Linked DNA regions of Homo sapiens: region 1 is linked to region 2. Evidence: chromatin loops called from intact Hi-C (ENCODE). Cell type or tissue: A673. All regions are shown on one strand.

Evidence for each region. Peaks named below come from ENCODE experiments on the same cell type or tissue, not always from the same donor. Only the 100,000 strongest peaks of a DNase experiment are listed, where the experiment ranks them.
Region 1: a loop joins it to region 2, with 5 times the contacts of the local background. A loop is called at or near these places in 1 of 110 quality-filtered maps.

The regions. Positions count from the first base shown.
Region 1 is chr5:168,816,211-168,824,210 of GRCh38, reverse strand. It overlaps SLIT3 (slit guidance ligand 3), which reads left to right. Exons shown (of 36, transcript NM_003062.4): 7 at 880-951; 8 at 6,748-6,911. Among named protein-coding and RNA genes, the nearest start is that of MIR218-2, 52 kb to the right of the region's middle. RefSeq lists an enhancer at 460-1,659. In A673, no CTCF peak of the experiment used is centred here; a DNase peak (open chromatin) is centred at 3,220; H3K27me3 peaks cover 5,864 bases.
Region 2 is chr5:168,893,823-168,901,822 of GRCh38, reverse strand. The region is part of intron 4 of SLIT3 (slit guidance ligand 3); the gene reads left to right. Among named protein-coding and RNA genes, the nearest start is that of SLIT3-AS1, 120 kb to the left of the region's middle. In A673, a CTCF peak has its summit at 3,542; DNase peaks (open chromatin) are centred at 3,212 and 3,472; H3K27me3 peaks cover 4,433 bases.

The sequences.
Region 1 (8,000 bases), 78 kb after region 2:
TCCCAGCACTTTGGGAGGCCAAGGCGGGGTGGATCATGTGAGGTCAAGGAGTTTGAGCCCAGCCTGGCCCACATGGTGAAATCCTGTCTCTACTAAAAATACAAAAATTAGTCAGGCGCCTGTAATTCCAGCTACTTGAGAGGTGGAGGCAGGAGAATCGCTTGAACTCGGGAGGCGGAGGTTGCAGTGAGCTGAGATCGTGCCACTGCACTCCAGCCTGGGTGACAAGAGCGAAACCCCGTCTCAAAATAAAAAGATTAGATGTGCTGAAAGAGTCAGAAGATGCCTAGAAAATACAGAATCACCTATCCCCACAGCATCCTGTGCGAGGCAACACATGCAATGGGAGTATCAAGGAGAATGCAGCAAGGTAGTGCTGGACTCAGATCCCACCTCCAGAGCTTTGCAGTGATTGTTCTTGGAAAACTTATTTTGCCTCCCTGTGGCTCAGCCTCCTCATCCATAATATGAGGATAACACATTTGTAGATTTGTGTGTTATTAAGCATATCTGTTTCCTTCTCCATAAACCGAGGACAGGAATAGGTAACTGGCATTGTAGATGTAAGAATTAGAGATGTTATAATGAAGCACTCAGTGCATAGGAGGGTTTCAGGAAGCGATACTCTTACTCAAGGTGGGTAGGCAAGTCCTGAGAGGACAGTAGAGGGAAGGAGGGCTCCACCTGAATAAAAAAGTCAGGGCATGCTCTTCTCGTCTGGAGACCTGTCCACTTGTCTTCAGCTGCTCCACTGGCTGGGCCATGACTGTTGACTCATGGTCTTGCGGTCACAACCATCCCTCCCCCGACCTACTACAAGCATCTTGGTGCCTCCCCTGCTGCTGCCTGGCTGACCATCTCCCTTGTCTATCTCCACAGTACCCTCAACAACAACAACATCAGTCGCATCCTGGTCACCAGCTTCAACCACATGCCGAAGATCCGAACTCTGTGAGTAAGAAGTCTGTGCATCTCTCCCATTTTCTCCCTACCTCACGCCCAAAGTGCAGCACTCTACGCTGCTTGTCAAACCTACCATGCTATGACTAGGCAGATGGTTCCGACATTCAAATTCCTCCTTCTGCTATTAACCAAGGGGTGCCTTGGCGAGTGAGGGTAGATGTAGAGTCAGGTCATGGTGCCACCAACCATGGTTCTGAACCACCGTTCTGCGTCAGACAGACTCATTTCTCTTACCCTAGAACTGTGGGAATTCTTCCTGTGTTGTGTGCATGTTTTCCGTCCTGATAGAAGAGATTAGTTTTACATTGTCACAAAGCATATAGAACTCTGACTGAATGATTCACCATTTGCTTAGCTAATGTCACGTAACATCAGCAGTTCTGTCAGATTGCCAGTGGTTGCAATGGTTTTCCCCTGAGGAATGACAGTACAGGAGAGTCACTCCTTCTCTCCACCCAGCCAGCCCCCACCCAGCACATTTCCCTGCTCACCTGCTCCCTGGATGATATTCTGACATTAGAATGCCGTCTTTCTCATACTTGGTTCTTTACCTTTGATGTCTTAGGTGGGCTTAAGTTTTCCAGGGTGCATACTCAGGAAACAAATCTCCTCATCGTGACCAATACCGAGAGCAGTTCTAGTGCTCTTATTACCTGGGGAGTTCCCCTCTGCTCCCAGTCAGGAACCTCTTTGTAAGTTTCTCTGTAAGTGGACTCTATCAGCCTTTCCAGAGAGGTTCAGACTTGATACTTGGCTTGTGTTGGTGGAGCTTCGGTGGTATTTGCCTCACACTGGTCAGGGAGAGCCAGCTCCCAAGGGTGTCAGCCAAAAACATTTAGGGCCAAGGCCAAGGGCTAGAATTCCTGCAGTCCCCTTTATTAGCTCTGTTTCCTCTGTTCCCTCCTCTATAAATAGGAATGGTGGTGAGGATCAGATGAAATTAGATATTTAAAGTGCCTGGCAAGCAGTAGACAATAAATGATATTGATTGTTACATTATTATCACACGATCAGAAATCTGGACTGAAAGTTCCAAGCAGCCATCTGATCTGTGCTGCCTGTACAATCCATGAGATTTGGAAATCCTTAGAGCAGAGCTTCCACAGTGGGGTCCCTAGACCAGCAGCATCAATATCACCCAGAACTTGTTAGAAAAGCAAGATTTCAGGCCCCATACCAGACATACCAGATCAGAATCTCTTGGGGTGGCACCCAGCAATCTGTTTTTCATAAGCCCTCCAGGAGATTTTAATGCTCATAAAGTTTGAGAACCACTGCATTCATGAGAAAGCAACTTTATCTTCAGGCAAAGATAAAACAAAGACCAAAGAAGCAATTTATATAAAGAGGTAATACAGAGAACCCTAAGAAGGACACAGAGTTTGCAGTTAGGCCTGAGTTTAAATGGGAGCTCTGCCACTTAATTTGAGCAAGTTTCTTCATTTCTCTGTGCTTCAAGGAAAGTGAGTTCATGAATGCTTGCCTCAAAGTTGCTGTGAGAATGAAGTGCAGTTTAACACATAAAGTGCCTGGTACATGGTGTGCACACAACAAATACTCGTTATTATAAAGAATAATAATCTGAGCCCTGCTTCCATCTTTGCTTCCCAAATTCTTTCCTGGATCCCTCATTGAAAAGCATAACTCAGCCAAGAAAATCTGTTCCTTTCCCTCCCTCTTAAAATAGGGTAGTGCAGTAATGGAATTTTAAGAAGCCATTTGGTCTTCAAAGACCTCTTCAAAGTTCCCAGCAAACCACAGATGAGCTGGGGAAAAGTGGGACCCAGGGCTTCTGGGCAAGAAGCCAAGAGTGCACCTCAGGGTGCTGGGCCTGCATTACCCCAGACATGTGGGTTGCATCGAAGAAAAATGACTCTCACCTGCAGGAATCAGCCGTCCAGCTCCTGTGAGCTGTTCCTGTGATTTATCCTTCCCTTCTTTGTTATTTTCAGTTTAGAAGCAGCAATAACAGAAGCTGGGCTCATTCCCTGGGAGTTGTAGGGACAGGGTTAGGCCTGGATCTGGGGTACTTTGTTTGGGCTGCAGTAGGGCGGGGGAAGAGAACAGGAGGGTTTTTTTCTACTGGTTTCTGTTGTCATTCTTCTCTGCCATCCCGAACATTCATCTGATGAGTTCAGATCAATCAATCAATCTCGTCTGTTCTCTTTGCTCCCTGCCTGCTGCCATTTTCTCTTTAGTTTAATTTCAGAGATGGCTCTGTACAGAACTCCCTGGAGACTTGAGCTGACTAATCCCCCTTCACTGTAATTAAAGTGTGTATGGGGTTGGGGGGGACGGCTGGTGGTGGTGGAGAAGCGGGGAAGAGGAGAGAGGAAGGAAGCCATAAATGGGATTTCTAAAGGAAAGCTTTTATATTGAATTTAGAAAGCCACATTTTATAGAAAATGAACACTGACCCTCTCTAAAAGGATTTGCTGGAAATTTAATTTAGCGTCTGTGGCTAAAAGGCACCTTTTATAAATTGGCATTTGTATTCATTCACCTTATGTTCTGTAGAGGTGGTTTCATCAACATGGAATATGATGTGTCCATCAGCAAAAGATTGCAGAACAACATGCAGGACCCACCTAGCCACCTCGGTGCTACAGTATCTAAATGAGAAACTGCAGCCTTGTCCAGGCAGGGCCATGGGCTGGGAAGAGAGTGAAGTCTGGAGCTAGTCTCCTGTCAGTCGTAATTAACAGTGAACATTTCTTCAGTGGTTTGCTGCGTGCCAGGCCTTGTACTAAGCACTTCCCATGAATCATTTCAATTCTCACAGCAGCCCTAGGAAGGAGGCATCACTAATATCCCCATTTGACAGATGATAACACTGAGGCCCAGAGTTAAATTGCCACCCGAAGTCAAAGTCAGAAAGCACGGAGCCAGTGTCAGACTCAGGCAGTTTGCCATCACAGCCTGAGCTCAGGCCATTCATCAGGAACAAAAGCAGAAGAGCAGGTGCCAGGTGAACAGAAGAAGGGGGATAAGAGCCTCTGCACAGCCCAGGAGCCTATGGAGGCCACCCTCCCTTGTGTCGTTGCTGTCACACCTCACCAAAACTATTGAAAGTAATTAAAATAATGTCCCTTCTCACTCAAGAGGATTAGCGCTACCCCTGACAGTGCCTAAGCTCTAATTTCATGCCATTATGATTATTTTTCTTTTACTATTTGACATGGTATTGCTTAGCTTGATCTCCCAAACATGTTGTGAAAGGCAAGAATCTACCCAGCTTGACTCTTTTAGCATTTCTGGTGGATACAATTCCAAGAAGAGGGAGTGGAGTCTGTTCACCACCCTGGACTCCACTGCCCTGGGCTTTTGACGAGAGCCCTCTGATGGCTCCAAATCAGTCTGGGTCACCTCTTTCCTCTGGTGCTCTTGGGAGGAGAAAAATTTCTATTAAGACGGACAAAGGGATAGGAACTATCTGTATCAAGATTAAGAAGAGAGATAGCTTGGGGCCAGCCAGCCAGGATTGAGACAGGATCAACCTAATAGAATCTTCCAAAAGGGAAACCTCTGACATTTTTATTATCCCAGAAATTAATCAGCTCAGTAAGGATCTGACTTACCTAAACGTCATTTTTGTTGTTCCATTGATCTCTTACCCTTGATCGGAACCGACGGGAATTTGTTTGCATTGATCTGTGATCCGCCACATGCACACATGCTCCTTGGCTCATAGAGAATCCCTGTTGCCTCAGCTTCCGCGCCTCACTGCACAAGAGGGCAACCACCTTTCCAAATAAAAGCCAAACGCTCATTAAAAGGTTCTGCTTCTCCCGGCACACAAAAGAACGGCACCTCAGCCTGCGCATGCCACGGCAGGCTGCCCTGTGGTCTGCTTTGTCCCAGACAGACCTACTGTTGCCGTGTTCCTTGGGCAACATTTATACCCGGCGAAAAGTCAGCTGAAAGTCCACTGCCAAGCCTCCTCTCTGTTTTTGGCATAAAGTGGTTAATGCTTAATGAATAAACAGAGGTTTTGCTTTCCCTCCTAGAACTGAGGTCCTTCCCACCAGCTTAGGATTCTGGTTCGCCAACCCCTTCCTGCCTGTCTCACTTCTTTCCAGAGTCCAGGCGAAGAGCAAGCAGTGCTTGCTTCAGCTCAAGAACTCTAAGCTTTCAAACTCAAAGGGGAGAACTGCGTGGGACCCATTGTACTCACTGTATCTTGGGCCCAGGAGCCTGTGAAAGTGTGTGCAACCCACTGGGAAATGCAAAAAGGAAATTACATCCAGATTAATTATTTTTGAAACAAAATCATAAAAGTCTTTTTCAAAATTGTTAGCAGAAAAAATTACATTTTATATGGGATATAGGTTCATTTAATCTATCTGATATGATGGGATCTGGAGCCCCCTGCGGCGGCCAAGGCCCCAGTGGCCCAGGCCTATGGGAGGCTTTTGCCCACACAGTGGCAGGAAGGCCCTGCTGGCATCCAGCAGGAGGTAGCTGCACTTGGCCAGTGTTTGGCAATGTTGACCTTACACTAAGTGGAGCTTGGTCAAGAGCCCTTCAGCTCTCTCTATTCCAGGCGTGGAGGGGGCTTGAGCCTCTCCACAGGGCTGACACTCAGTAATAACTGGCTTGACACAGACTACTTGAAAGTCTTTATATACTGCTAGCTGATTAGCATGTCCAGGATTTAGGCATTTAAAATGTGCATCCGAAATGCAAGTACATGACAAGCTGACGTGATGAAAACTTACCCACTACCAACTTCTAGTGACCTAGGGTTGTAGGGAACGTGGAAATGGGAAACCCCTGATAGAGAGACCTTGGGGGAAGAACCTGGAATATCCGTAGTTTGCCTTAGAAGCCCCTGGATATCCTTAGTTTGCCTCCCTGGTAGTGGAAAGGAAGTTCAAGTCACTTAACTTGATGGGATTCCCCTCAGAAGTGAAACACACAGATCCCTCCAGGGATTCTTATCTACTCAGGGGCAAGAAATTCATCCGGAACCACAACTACCAGAGGGGGAAAGCCAAAGCGTCCTAGAACTGGTTAGAAAATATTTTCAGCCATACCTGAATCAGTCAGAATAGCAAATACACCAGACAGAATTGAACACAGGAAGGAAAGCAAGGGCACTGTGGAGAGATGGCTATGGATTGCAAGAGTCTGGTACAGACAACACCTTATTTAAGTGGGAGGGTGGAAAGAAGGTACATCCTCTAAAAATTTCCCTTCTGTCTGCAGCCTGCTCACTCCAGCTAGTGCACACAAAGTGGTATTGGTTTTAAGCCCACAAGCATTACATGCAGTGGGTTTATTAAAGGACACTTAGCGGGGGAACGAAGAACAACTCAGGGAAAGGCAACAGCGTCTCTCAGCTGCATGTCGCTGGAGATGGGGGCATTGAGATTGAGAAGCATGTTTCAAGCAACCTGTAACTCATGCTGGCTAAAGTGCTGAAATTTACAAATAAATAGCCCTTTTGTAAGTTTGACTCCAATCAGGATGTCACTGTAATAATGTCACTCCCCTTTTCTCATGTGCTGAGGCTTGCTTGAGTGAAAAGAAAAGAGGGTGGACTTGCTATTAAAAAATGAGCTTTGCTCAGAACCCCGGAGGCATCCTTTGGATGTGACCTGGCAATGAAAGGGTTGGGGCTCCCATGTTTTTGGTAGTGCAGAGGGAATTGCTTCCCTGGGCTCCTAGGGATTTTCACACTGGAGAAAGGGGCAACAGGGGTTTTGGTCACTCTGTCTGGCCAGTGACAGCCTCCACACTTCACCTGTGACCATGCCTTCTCTCTGTCCCGCCCTCTCCCAGGCGCCTCCACTCCAACCACCTGTACTGCGACTGCCACCTGGCCTGGCTCTCGGATTGGCTGCGACAGCGACGGACAGTTGGCCAGTTCACACTCTGCATGGCTCCTGTGCATTTGAGGGGCTTCAACGTGGCGGATGTGCAGAAGAAGGAGTACGTGTGCCCAGGTGAGGATGCTTTACCTGCTCTCCCCTCCTGTGCTATGACCCACCCACCCATGAGCTCCCACAACATCACCCTGACCTTGAACACATACCCTAGCCCAGAGCTTGGTGTGGAAGGAACCCCATAGGTCGTCCTCAGTACTCAGTAGTCACTTAAAGAACTGTGACGTGCCTCAAAGGGTTTTAAAACAGAAACTCTTGTCATCTGGTAAAGGGAAATGCTAAAAGAATTCATGAACTACTTTTTCAGCCCCTAGTCCATTGATACTAGAAACCGAACATTTGTTGAGCCACACATAAAATGGAAACAGGTATAACGGAGGTGTTCTAGCATCTGCTAAACATGTTCCTGTCGTCCCATTGCTCATAGAAATTGGAAGACAAGATAATGTAGGCTCTGGAGTCAGCTGCTTGGCTGGAAATCTCAGCTCTGTCCCTTAGTGGTGTGTGACTTTGGCAAGTTACTGCTCATCCGCAATATGGAAATAATAATAGTTCATAACTCAAAGAACAGGTGGGAGGATTAAGTGAAATAATGCATATAAAGCACTTAGCATAATACACAGCCCTTGGTAAAAGCTAAATCAGTGGAGCTTAATTATTATAGTTTAGTGGGCTCACAAAATGTGCTGAGCAAACATAAGAGTTTGATCTGTGGGTAATCGAAATGTAACAGAAGCACAGATTGCCTATGTGGCACAGAAAACAGAATGATGCAGACACATAACTGAAGGCAGCTCAGATCTCTGGGGATGGGAGGTGGCTGAGTAACCCAGGAAAATCTTTCCAGGGGATGTAGCTTTAAAACAGAGTCCTGGCTGGGCACAGTGGCTCATACCTGTAATCCCAGCATTTTGGGAGGCCAAAGCAGGTGGATCACCTGAGGTCAGGAGTTCAAGACCAGCTTGACCAACATGGTGAAACCCCGTCTCTACTAAAAATACAAAAATTAGCTGGACGTGGTGGCGGGCACCTGTAATCCCTGCTACTCAGGAGGCTGAGGCAGGAGAATCGCTTGAACCTGGGAGGTGGAGACTGTAGTGAGCCAAGATCGCACCACTGTACTCCATCCTGGGCCACGACAGTGAAATG
Region 2 (8,000 bases):
ACCTGCCTAGTTAGCCAGATCAGCTGCTCCACCCAGACTTCCCTCACGCCCTGCCCTCTTTATATACAGCAGAGAGACACACAGGGAGGATCAGAGTGTTCCACACAGTCAGGACCTGTGTTCTTGCTTTAGGCTATATGACTTTGGGCGAGTCCTTTTTCTTTCGGAGCCTCAATTTTCTCATCTGTAAACCAAGATGGTTGGATCTTTTAGCTCTAAAATTTGTTGATAATTATGGGTTCTGAAAAAAAGATGCTTCCTTTTTAATAGGATCAGTAATAGTTGGGGTGTTGGTCCTCTTCCCTAATCATGGCAAGATCATGTCAGCAAAGGAAGTCAAACTGGGAGGACTGACTGGGTTGTTGGGTTGAGGATGGAGATTCTTTTTATTATTATCTGTATAAACTTATGGGGTAGAAGTGCAATTTTGTTTTGTTTTGTTTTGTTTTGTTTTGTTTTGAGACGGAGTCTCACTCTGTCACCCAGGCTCGAGTGCAGTGGTGTCATCTCAGCTCACTGCAAGCTCCGCCCCCCAGGTTCACGTCATTCTCCCGCCTCAGCCTCCCGAGTAGCTGGGACTACAGGCGCCCGCCGCCACGCCTGGCTAATTTTGTTTTTGTGTTTTTAGTAGAGACGGGGTTTCACCATGTTAGCCAGGATGGACTATCTCCTGACCTCGTGATCCGCCTGCCTCGGCCTCCCAAAGTTCTGGGATTACAGATGTGAGCCACTGTGCCTGGCCTGCAATTTTGTTACATGCACACATCACAGGGTGATGAAGTCAGGGCTTTTAGGATATCCGTCACCCCAGTAACGTACATTGTACCCGTTAAGTAATTTCTCATCATCCAGCCACCTTCTACCCCTCACGCTTCTGAGGCTCCATTGTCATTCTCCTCTATGTCCATGTGTACACATTGTTTAGCTTCCACTTCTAAGTGAGAACCTGTGAAATTTGTCCATGTCTGACTTGTTTCACTTACAATAATGACCTCCAGTTCCATCCATGTTGCTGCAAAAGACATGATTTCATTCGTTTTTATGGCTGAATAGTATTCCATTGTGTATATATACCACATTTTCTTTACCCAATCATCCATTAATGGACACTTAGGTTGATTCCATATCTTTACTATTGTGAATAGTGCTAAGATAAACATACAAGTGCAATTGTTTTTGTTTTGTTTTGTTTTGTTTTGTTTTGTTTGAGACAGGGTTTCACTCCCATCTCCCAGGCTGGAGTGCAATGGCACAATCTAGGCTCACTGCAACCTCCGCCTCCCAGGTTCAAGCAATTCTCCTACCTCCACCTCTTGTGTAGCTGGGACTACAGGCACATACCACTATACCCAGCTAAGTTTTGTATTTTTTGTAGAGATGAGTTTTCACCACGTTGCCCTGACTGGTCTCAAATTCCTGAGCTCAGGTGATCTGCCTACCTCAGCCTCCCAAAGTGCTGGGATTACAGGCATAAGCCACTGTACCAGGCCATAAGTATCTTTTTATATAATAATTTCTTTTCTTTTGGGTAGATACCCAGTAGTGGGATTGCTGGATTGAATGGGTAGTTCTATTTTTAGTTCTTTGAGAAATCACCATACTGTTTTCCATAGAGGTTGTACTAATTTACATTCCCACCAACCACGTATAAGTGCTCCCTTACCTCTGCATCCTTGCCAGCATCTGTTATTTTTTGACTTTTTAGTAATAGCCATTCTAACTGGGGTATGATATCTCATTGTGGTTTTAATTTGCATTAGTGATGTTGAGCAGTTTTTAGGTATATATTCTGGCCATTTGTATGCCTTATTTTGCAAAATGTCTATTCACAGAGAATGAATATTCTCGCTTCTCTTTTCCCGGGGCCTCTGTGTGGAGCCACCATTCCTCAGGAACTGGGAGGGGGTTAGTGGTGAAAGGGTGAGAGACCACAGACACAGCCTCATAGGCCAGAGCCTCAGGGACATCACAGAGCACAGAAGTCCAAGGGGTGCCCACTTCCTGCTTCCTGTCATCTTAGGGGCAATGTTCCATCCAATGGCCTGGCTAAGGTTTCAGAACTCAAGCGTTTAACCAAGATTTTAAATATATTTGTGAAATATTGCATGAAGGCCCCAAAGAAATTTATACTCTTTTCTTTCTTTTTCTTTATGGCAATCATCACTGTAGATAACAACTCTGAACCTACATGGCAATGCTTATAGCTTCATTCATTCTGTCTCTGATTTATTGGAAGGGATCCACAACAGTAGTACAAATGCCCAGCATCATGTACTTGTCATCTTTGCTTTTTGTGGGCTTTTTTTTAAGAGGCAGGATCTCGCTCTGTCACCCAGGCTGGAGTGCAGTGGCATGATCACAGCTCATTGTAACCTCAAACGCCTGGGTTTGAGTGATCCTCTTGCTTCAGCCTCCCAAGTAGCTGGGACTATAGGCATACACCACCATGCCCGGCTATTTTTTATTTTTCGTAGTGATGGGATTTCCCTGTGTTACCTAAGCTAGTCTTGAACTTCTGACCTCAAGTGATCCTCCTGCCTTAGCCCCCCAGAATGCTGAGATTACAGGTAAGAGCCACCAGATCCAGCCCACTTTTTATGTTTTTAGGTTTGCACCTGTCTAGAAGTTCTCTTTGTTTTCTGTTCTTAAGGGAATACAATTGTGGTTATCTACAGAAATAAACTGATGAATAAATGATTTAGAAAAGCTGAAAGAGCAAAAGGGTAGGAGAAGAAAAGAGAAGCCAGAATTTTTACTTTCTTGACTCATTTAGAGAAAATATGCTTTTAGCCTGACTTTTACAAAAGAGATTAAGAATACTTTTACCCAAATGTTTGGATGTTATGGTAATAGCCTTCTCACATAATGTCTTTTAACCTTATACCCTGTTTTCTTTGGGCTTTTGTCAGGGTGGAGGCTGTTTCTCCTTTCTGTGGGTGTACCAGGGAGCTCTGGTTGCATGTTATTAAAAAGCAAGCTCTAAGGACCAGAAGAAAGTGAGGGCGTTTGCAGGTTCAATGGTGTGAGACTTAGAAAAGTTGATAAGAAGGATTAGAATTGAAGGATAAAAAGACTCTTACAAAGCCAAGCCATTATAGGCCCCATTACTTTATATACATTCTCCAAAAATCACATGAATGAAGGGAAAGAAAGGAAGAAAAAAACTGGCTACAGTTCAGAACGTCAATTATGTCCTCTTTTAATCCCCTTTTCACGATTTATTTGACATTTTGAACAGTGGCCAAAAAAGCTATTATAACTATAAAACATATTCATTGGTATAAATCTCATTCGTTGAATGATTTAATTAAGGTATTGACATGCTTAATTGATATGCTAAGCCAGGACCATTTTTATATCTCATTTCCATATGCTTTCTGCTTTAAGAGAAGAGAGGAGCTGGATCTTTAAAAAAAAAAAAAAAAAGTCTCCCTCCATAAAAATGCTATAGATTCATCTGTGCCTGACATCCCGGGGGACCACTTCCTGCCACTTTTCTTGATTTCGAGCCAGCCACTCCTCTAAGTGGCGCTGCTCAGAGGGAAGGTGATGTATACCCAGCTTGAGTGCCTGTCAGGCCCTCTTATGATCAATAGGAGAATATTTATATTAATAAAGCACCAAGTTAATTAAATAAAATGGTCCTCTGGGTAAACTTAAGATACTAGAGGATGGGCAGGAATCGATATATTCTGCAATTTGAACATTAAGTATGTGCCTTGAAATTTTATGGAGCTTTTAAAAACTCGCTTTGTAATGTAAAAAGTTTGAAACCACAAGTTTTCTCTGCCAAAACCTTGTCTCTGGCTTCTGAGCTGAGGGGGACTGGAAGGACTGGAGCTGCTGGAGATGGGAGCTTAGGGGAAGCCCCAGCCGACCTTCCCCTGTTCTGGAGCTCCCCTCTGGCTGGATGCAAAGGTGGGGGGGTGTCTCAGAGGACAAGGCTGGGCTGAAGCACAGAGACCTGAGCTCGGTGCAGGGTCCAGGGAGGATGGCACGTCCTCATCCCCAGAGGAATCTCAGGAGGAGATCCTGGGGAAGCCCAAATGCTAAGATCTTTTGCAAGAACCTCTGTCTGCCAGCCCCATACTTGCTTGGCCTTTCCCTTTTGTTCTCTCAGCCTGTCTCTTTCTGTATGTCCCTTTGTGTGTGTGTGTGTGTGTGTGTGTGTGTGTACGTGCACCTGTCTCCATCCTCTTTCTCTTTGCCTCACATCCGTATCTTTCTCTGTGTGTCTCTTCCTTTCACGGTCTCTTCTGTGAAATGACTGTCTCTGTGTATGTGTGTTTCAGTCTCCGACTTTTATTTCTCTTTTGCTTTCTCTGGTTTTATTGTCTCTGTCCCACTGTGTCAGTCTCCCTCTTTAACTGTCTTTCTCTCCCTCTCTCTGTCTCTCTCTCTCTCTCATCTTTATATCTGTCTATCTTTAAAGGGATCACACGTTCATGGACTCAGCCCCTCAGCACTCAGAGGCTGACTTTCTGGTCTGTCCCTGGCTCCTGGAGCAGCCTCCTCCATGGGGTTTGGAGATGGAAAAGAGGAAAGACATCCAAGGAGTCCTGCCTCAAGCAGCTGGGTCCGCTTGCAGAGGTGACATCATACTTGTCACCCCACTTGTCCGCTCCCAGGGACTGTCTTCTTATTTTCTTAGTGTTGACCTGCAATGCCTAACGCCCTGGGTACATAGTAGTCACCCTAGTAATGATGATGCTTCATTGAAATGTAAGCCCCAAGACAGGTTTAATAGGGTTGTGAGGATTTCCTTCTCCAAAGAGAGTAGCCACAACTAAGGAATTTGTTTTAGTGGTGACAGATGAACCTCCCATTCCCACCTTGCATAATGATGGCTTTTCCTGCACGGCTCTGGACCCCTTTGAAGCTCACCCAGACCCCAGCCTCCTTTGAAAGGCAGAAGGGTGCTTTGACTTGCCCTGAGCCGGCACAGAAGTGGCTGGACCAACATTCTGCTCTTGGCCCAGATCCTGTGCTTGGGCAGGGGCCACTTCCCAGTGTCTTCCCACTGTCCCACCGACGCCCTTCAGGCCCCCCTTCTTTTCCCTTCTCTTTGTGGGAGTCTCCTGCCAACTTCTCCTCTGCACAGCAATTGCTGCACAGTCAACCATTTTCCAACCAGCCTCGTAGGGGCTGGGAGGCTTTAACCTGTGTTCCCATCTTTGCCATCTTTGGGAGATTGTGGTAGATTCCACGAGAGAGAGTCTCCCTGCAGGCCCCAGGAAAGCTTTGAGGCATGACAGGCCAAATGGAAACCAATTACTACTTTCTTTCATATTGAACTTGACCTGGAGTTGCTGCTTTACAGTCTTAGTGTTCCTCTGTAATATTCTGTGGGGCAAGAAGGCAGGGTTTTTCTTTTACTCACAGTGTTGAATGCTGACTTGAACAGATGCAAGTACTGATAAGAACCAGTACTTATCCAGTGCTGGTTTTTTATGAGGGACACAGCATGTGATGAACTCGAAATTCATTAACTATTTTATAATAATTCCCGCACGTAGGTATTTTCATGGTCCGCATTATACAGATGCAAAAACTGAGGCCCAGTCAAGCAAGTGACAAAGCTGGAGTTCACACCAAGGTCTTTTAGGCTCCTGAGCCGTGCCTTCACTACGGTACCTCACTGCCTCCTGGGGTCTTGGCCATAGGCACGACTTCTAGCAGGCATGTAAGGCAAGGAGTTGAGTTACCAAGAAAAGTATGGCTTGGGCTATAGGGGATGAACAGTCTCAGAAACACAAAGGAAGCATTTTAGAAGTTTCCCCCCTGCCTCCTACCTTGGAGGTCCTTTTCTCTTTGCTGGGGACAGGGGAGTTGATTCTATTTGGCACGAGACTAGTGGCAGCAGTCTCACATTTGTCACTAATGAATTTCATCTCTGCAGTTCATTGGGTCCTCCCAGTGCTCATGTCCCTTGTCTAGTGCCTTTCAGGCTTAATGGCCAGAAGCAGGTCTGGGATTAATTATTAGTGTTAACTTCCAACTTGGTGTAAATCTATTGAACTGCATCCATTTTTACATAAATAAGCAAGAGAACAGCATCTATTCTCCTGTAGTCAATATCAGCACATCCACAGGTGTGAGTTATTAGCAATAACTGTAATTGCTTTGAATGGAACAATAAATAGCGCATGGGGTCATGATGAGAAACGTCATTCTATAGTATTAACATAGCTTAATGGCTTAAGCTCCTATATATTTCATCCGTTACTGGGCTTCTGGAGGCCAGCTTTGCAACTCAGGGTGCTGAGCTCTTGCTGAATTGCTTTCCTGCTTTGGTGGAAGATAATTTTGAGCTTTTCTGAAGCATACTGATTTTATCAGCAGATGGCCCCAGGATAGCATCTCACCTCTACCATTGAGGTTTCACTTGTTTAATGGTCTTCTGAAAAGTTACAAGAAAGCACAGACATATACAAGTCCCATGTCCTTGAGCTGCAGTGCTGCCTGCCAAACTCCAACCTCTGGGCAGCCGCAGCCCAGGCACAGCCCCTCCCCACCCTGCCCTGGCATGTTCATGTTTCCTCAGTGGAACAGAGTGGGCCACATAAGAGGAACTCTAGTGCCATATCACAAAGAGTGTTAGGGTTAGGTAGATCCGGAGCAATGTTCCAAGAATCCTTTCTTCATGATCAAGCTGAACATTTAAGGTTACAGTGGGGTAGACACTAGGAAGTGGCTTCAACTTCTCCCAAACTGCAGTGCCTTAGCCCGCTGACTTCCTCTCTTTTTCTTACCTCCTCACCTCACTACAACCCTCAACTTTATTTCTGTACATCTTCAGCCTCTGGGAGGGTTTCCAGAGCTTTTAGACAATTTGCCTGGAAGGAGTCAGATCACAGTGTAGATTATCCCAAAGATCATCAGAACTTCCTCACTGCCAATGACCCTCTTCTAACATCTCCTGGAGGCTGTTGCTTAAAGTATCTCCTTCTGTACCTGAGCTTCATTATCTGTATTATCCTAATCTCTATGAGTGCCAGAATTCAGAAAGGAGGAGGGGAGAAGTTGTTCTTGGAGATGAAACGCTGTCAGGCACACAGCCCTTTTCTGGATTGAATGCATTTTCCAAATCTATTGTACCCTCTCAGGCCAGGTTTAATCTGTATTCCGAAAAATCAAGTTATCTGTCCACTTAGCCTACCTTCCCACTGTAACTGCTCATTCCCACGCCTCAGCTTAGCTCACTAAACCTTTCCCCATCAAAGGCTTTATCTGTGGCTCCTTAGTTCACAAGCCTGTTCTAGGAGCATTAGTTCTCAAGCATGGTATGCCACCAGGGTTGTAGAGGTAGAAGGATGGAGGAGGACAGCCAGAGCTCTTTGTAATCCAAAGGGACAAACTGGACTTGGGGGAAAAAAAGATTCCCATAGCTTGAGATGTATTCTCAGTCATCCATGGACCAAGCAATGGCATAAAATCATGTTCACTTATTTTTTTTATCCACTTAAATTTTTTAAAGCTATGCATCAGGCCTCATGCTGAGCAAATGCTCCTGCCTACACGAAGCTAATAATTTAGTCAGAGAGCCATCATAAAACACTACATTGCCAACCTCCCCATAGTCGGCATGGTGAAGCAACCAGCAACCTTTCCAAAACCAAACTTACTCTTTCCTGTGCCCAGGTAGCTACTCTGCCTTTAGGTTTTTTGATAAAGTCAAATTTGACAGGGCCCTGGGACAAGTTACTGAGTTAAAAAAGACCACCTTGGTGGAGGATCTGCCATTTTATTTGAGCTTTCTTTTTCAGGAAAAGATAAGAGGATGTAGAAAAGAGGTTGAATCAATCAGCCTCACTCCCCTCCTTCCTGACACCAACAGAAATGGGCCCAAGTGGTAACTGAGAATATAAATTTAAGAAAAACATGTTAGAAGCACACTCCCCATCCCCTTAATTTTTGCTAATTATCACATAAGTAGATCTTCACCTATGGGATACTATGCCTCTGAACCTAGGCTATCAGGCCACAGACCTAGGAGGCAA